2 separate regions of the Mus musculus genome follow, and region 2 is linked to region 1. A link is a loop called in an ENCODE intact Hi-C map of the cell type or tissue named here. Cell type or tissue: heart. All regions are shown on one strand.

Region 1 (2,500 bases):
CTTGCATTTTACAAGAATTCCAAGGATTAAACTTGGTATCCAAGCTTGGAGGCAGGTGCCTTTACCCACTCAGCCATCTGGCTGAACCAGAAGTCCCTATTTTAAATAGAATTTCATGTAGCATATGTAGCTCCCTTCCCCAAACAAAACAAGACAAAACAAAAAAGCCCCCAAGACCCCAACAACAACAACAACAAAAAACCCCATGGCATTCTGGAAGGTCAGAGTCAGCAAATGCTTTGAGAACATAAAGTCCTCTCTCCTCACTGGAACCCAGAGAGAAAAGAGAGCTGGCCTAATGCCATATTCTAGGTCAGTGGAAGAGCAAGGCCTAGAGGTCATAGCTCTTATTCCCCAGAGCTAGTTGTTGGTTTTCTGGTGCTAAGCAGTGCTACCCAGGAGCTAAACCAGCTAACCAAGACTCCAAAGAAAGAACCAGGAAAGCAAAGCCCTAGAAGCTTCCAGTCTTAGAACCCTGGTTCACTCTCATTACAGGGGTTTGGGCTTGTTTGTTGGCCTTTTGGTTAGAATCAAGTATCTAGGTGCTTGGTAGGCGGAAGATCTGGAGGGATCAAGGATTATGGATAGCCAGATGGCGGCGGTGCATGCCTTTAATTAATCCCAGCACTTGGGAGACAGAGGCAGGAGGATTTCTGAATTCAAGGCCAGCCTGGTCTACAGTGTGAGTTCCAGGCTACAGAGAGAAACCGCGTGTTCGACGAGACAGAGAGAAACCGGGAGAGGGAACGCGGGGACACAGCGAGAGACACACAGCGAGAGAGATACTGATAAAGTCTGATTTTCCACCTCCACTAGGGCAAAGCAGTCTAAGAGAGGGAAAACCAAGGAGGAACTGAGTCCAGAAACAGGCTTAGATGGTACATGCAAGGTGGGCCAGGACACGTGGCCTCTTCAAAAGGGCTTCCACAAGGACACTACGGAGGGGACACCTAGCTACTGCGGTCTACCTTCCCAACCCTTCCGGAGGAAGGCACAGAGGAGCCAGATCAGAGTCAATTTCGGCCAACCGCCTCACGGACAGCAGAAGCAACCAGTGAACCCCAGAGTGCAGCCCTCTCCCCGCCCCTCCTATGGCTCGCACAGCCAATCGAATTCCGTGTTTGCTCAAAGAGCCGTTACCCGACTCCGGGTCTCAATTGGGTGTTAAGTCCCTCTGTAAGCCTGCAAATGTCCCACCGCCCATTCACCACTCACCTCCCAAGGACGGCAGAGGAGAGTTGGCTTGAGCATTGCCTTTGCAGCACCGCCAGCAGCTATCGCCACCTTCAGCGCCATGACGAAAAGTGAGGACCTCTACAGGTCAAAACATTAAGCACCGTTCTCGCGACAGTTGGGGACAGCGAGAAATCCGGGGTATGGGTTGAGAAAACGCTAGCATTACGCACGCGCACAGTCACACCGGTTCTTACGCCCCCTTCCGGTGCCTAGAGCACTGTTCCGCCATCTTGGGGAGGGGAAGGCTGAGAAGGAGGGAAGTGCGACCGGTTGGGACCCTGGCTAGGGAAGCGGACACGTCAGTGCCGCCAGCGACGTCACCATGCCCGACCCAGCCCGCCGACGCACGATTGGGTGCTGAGGCCGCTTACGCGTCGCGCTTCCTCGTCTGCTCCGCATGTCCAGGGTGGCTTGCTCTCTTTTCCCCTCGGAAGAGAAGAGGCGATGGCGGCGATGGCATCTTTCGGCGCCCTGGCACTACTCCTGCTGTCTGGCCTATCTTGCTGCTCAGGTAGCGGCCTGGCCGGAGCTTGTTTCGGGGCGCGCCCCTGCTGTTGGCAGGTGGTGCTGGGGGGAGGAAGGGTGTGCGCGAGGTGGGGATCTGGCCCTTCCCGGGGCTCGTCGCTACTGACGGGATCTTCCCCCGATGGGTGTTGTGTCGTGGCGACCAAAGCACCACACACACGTTTACCCGACAGCCAGGTTGCTTCCTTGTCTGCTTTTGGGAGAACCCCCAAAGCAGTACCATGCTCCGACCACCAGCTCCAGCAGGGAAGGTGATATGTATGTCCCTGGTTCCTGTGTCAAAAGGTAGTCGCACAAGAGCAGTGCTGGCAGCTACGAACCAATGCTGCATAGGCCAGGCTTCCCCAAGAGAAACCTAAGAGAGGGAGGCAGATCAGAGTAAGGGCACTAGGCGAGTTAGATAGGGAACCGATGAAGTGAGCAAGGGCTTTTAGTGCCCAGAGCCTCGACTTTTTGTGACGCCTTGGTATATCCCACCCCAAAGTTCATAGCAAAATTGAACCGTGCACAGACCCGTTGATATTTGTGAGACATCTGTAACGTGGTAGTGGGGCTGAGCTCAATCTGGAGTGCCGGCATGTGTTTTGAAAGATGTTAGCACCTCAGACCTGAGAGCCTGAACTAAGGACGATTTGGTTTCTGTACATACAGGTAGCCTCTGGCCATCCCTTCTACCCACCCCTCAGAGAATCCTTCAGTCTGTTGCTAGCAGTGTCTTAAAAAGACAAACCTGGCTGTA
Region 2 (2,500 bases), 130 kb after region 1:
GAGATTGTCAAAACAAACAAAACCAAAACCCAACAAGATAAGTAATGGAGGTGCTTACAGTGGTTAAAGAGCTCTTCCAGGGGACAGAGTTCAGTTCTTAAAATTCAAAGGCTGCTCACAACCATTTAATACTTCACTTCTAAAACACTATCTTCTCTCTCTCCACCTTCCCCCCCCCACTAAATCTTTAAAAAGAGAGCAAGGGTTATATATACAGGGTTATTTCTTTATGACAGGGTATCACAATGCAGGCCAGGCATTGAAATGTTTATATTCAGCATGAAGTTATAATGGCCAATATATTTAACTTCATACACTTATCAGAATACACTTAGAGCTGCCTGCCTATCTCTGGAGCTCTGCAAAACATTTTTGAATATGTGGAAGGATGTATACTTGGTCCTGAGGGATGATGACCACAGGGCTGATAAGCTCAGACTGGCTGGCTACTCTGGACAGAGGGAAATGAGAGGATAGTAGGGCTCAAAAGAGAAAAAAAGGATTGGAGAGGGCTGGAGAGATGGTTCAGGTTCAGAGCACTGACTGCTCTTCCAGAGGTCCTGAGTCAATTCCCAGCAACCACATGGTGGCTCATAACCATCTGTAGTGGGATCCAATGCCCTTTTCTGGTGTGTCTGAAGACAGTGACAGATACATAAAATAAGCAATTCTTTAAAAAAAAAAAAAAAAAAAAGGAAAGAAAGAAAAGATTAAGCATGAAGGTAAGGCCTGGAGAAGTGTCCCTAGAGTCACCCTCAGTCTCCGCTCATAATGTAAGAGGCAGACGCCGCCAAAGCAGGGGAAGTGCTGGGCCCCCAAGGCCTAGCAGGCCTGTGGTTTTCCCCTTCACAGCTCTGACCTCCGCCCAGGAAACCTAACCTACTAGGAGGCGGGGCGGACAGCAGAGTTTCAGGCGGCCACCAATGACACCTAAGCAACCAGTGCAGAGGGCGGGCCTCGAGAGGATTCTGTAAGTGCTTTAAGAGGATCTGCAATCTCCCCCACCCACCAACTCTAAGACAGGATGGAACCACTGCGCATGTCCACCGCTTTACCACAAGGCGGCAGGCCTAGCGCTGCAGAACCAATCAGAGCTTGAGAACTAAGAACGCCACTGGCTTGCGAAGGAACTGACGCCAGCACGCCGGGTGGAACAAGCCACTCGACTCATACAAAGGGAAGTCCGTAATTTTAGCCAACCAGACGCAGGTTTTTTTTTTTTTTTTCGAGACAGGGTTTCTCTGAGTAGTCCTGGCTGTCCTGGAACTCACTCTGTAGACCAGGCTGGCCTCAAACTTAGAAATCCACCTGCCTCTGCCTCCCAAGTGCTGGGATTAAAGGCCACCACTGCCCGGCAAGAACGCATTTTCGTTTGAACTAGAGGACAGGGTGCGGCTGTGATTTTTCCTCCCCGCCCTTCAGTCGCTTCTTTCTCAGTTTCTAATAGATGGTTTGTACAACCAAAGTACTAAGCTCCAGGACAAATTATTCCACATAGTGGCGGATCGCTGTGCCACTTGCAGGAGCAAGGACATTATTAGTAAAGTGACAGCTCTGATATAAGGTGCACTGCAGTTAGGTGAGCGGCCTAAGGAGAGCCCACCCAGGACCTAGGAGCCACAAGTGATGGTCTTAAAGCAGCACATTTAGAGGAGCAAATGTTAAGGCAAGGGTGACGGTGTAACAAAACGTTCAGAAGTGAGGACTCTCTTTTTGTCTTTTTAGTTCAATTATATTTGAGTTTATGAACCTAACAGAAGTCGCAAAAATATTAGAAGTCATTGAGGGTATCCTGATGGCAGTCAAGAACTAGACAATGCATGGAACTGTCTTGTCTTGTTTATCTGCACAGCCCTATCCTGGAACTCACTTTGTAGATCAGGCTGGCCTGGAACTTAAAAAGATCCACTTGCCTCTGCCTCCCAAGTACTGGGATTAAGTGTGCCACCACTGCCCCACAGCAAATACAAAATATTAATGGAGGAATGGCTAATGCCTGTAATCCCAGCACTTTAGAGCCTGGGGCAGGATTGACACAAGTTTGAGGCCAGCCTGGGCTACGTAATGAGTTCCAAGCTAAGAATGAGAGATCCTGTCTCTCAAAAAAAAAAAAAAAAAAAAAAAAGGTTACAGATAGGAAGAGCCTAAGCACCTGGGGCTAGGATCTCTCCAGATAAGTGCAATGAGCAGTTGGACTTGGGCATTTGGGGTTCCAGAAGCTCCTACTGATGAGAACAAGTATGACCTAGGGTAAAGGGCTGAGAGGGGCATAAGGGGGCAAAGCAGTACAGCAAAGAACATCAAGGTAGGAGAGCTGCCTCTGAAATGTGAGGCTGACTAGAAAGCCCAGGAAATCATTTTGTTCAGCCCTAGAAAATTACATTAGGACAAAAAGGACATTAATGAGGCCTATAGGCCAGACACGTGACATCAGAATATAGCACCCAGCCGGGCGTAGTGGCGCACACCTTTAATCCCAGCACTCGGGAGGCAGAGGCAG

What was found. Peaks named below come from ENCODE experiments on the same cell type or tissue, not always from the same donor. Only the 100,000 strongest peaks of a DNase experiment are listed, where the experiment ranks them.
Region 2: a loop joins it to region 1, with 1.8 times the contacts of the local background. A loop is called at or near these places in 5 of 42 quality-filtered maps.

Annotation. Positions count from the first base shown.
Region 1 is chrX:73,785,560-73,788,059 of GRCm38, forward strand. It overlaps Idh3g (isocitrate dehydrogenase 3 (NAD+), gamma), which reads right to left and starts at 1,338. Exons shown (of 13, transcript NM_008323.1): 1 at 1,216-1,338. The coding sequence starts at 1,296. It overlaps Ssr4 (signal sequence receptor, delta), which reads left to right and starts at 1,464. Exons shown (of 6, transcript NM_001166480.2): 1 at 1,464-1,747. The coding sequence starts at 1,681. In heart, a CTCF peak has its summit at 1,401 (motif pointing left); DNase peaks (open chromatin) are centred at 1,112 and 1,412; H3K4me3 peaks cover 2,500 bases; H3K27ac peaks cover 2,451 bases.
Region 2 is chrX:73,914,087-73,916,586 of GRCm38, forward strand. No RefSeq gene overlaps it. Among named protein-coding and RNA genes, the nearest start is that of Arhgap4, 4.0 kb to the left of the region's middle. In heart, a CTCF peak has its summit at 1,063; a DNase peak (open chromatin) is centred at 1,015; H3K4me3 peaks cover 864 bases; H3K27ac peaks cover 1,439 bases.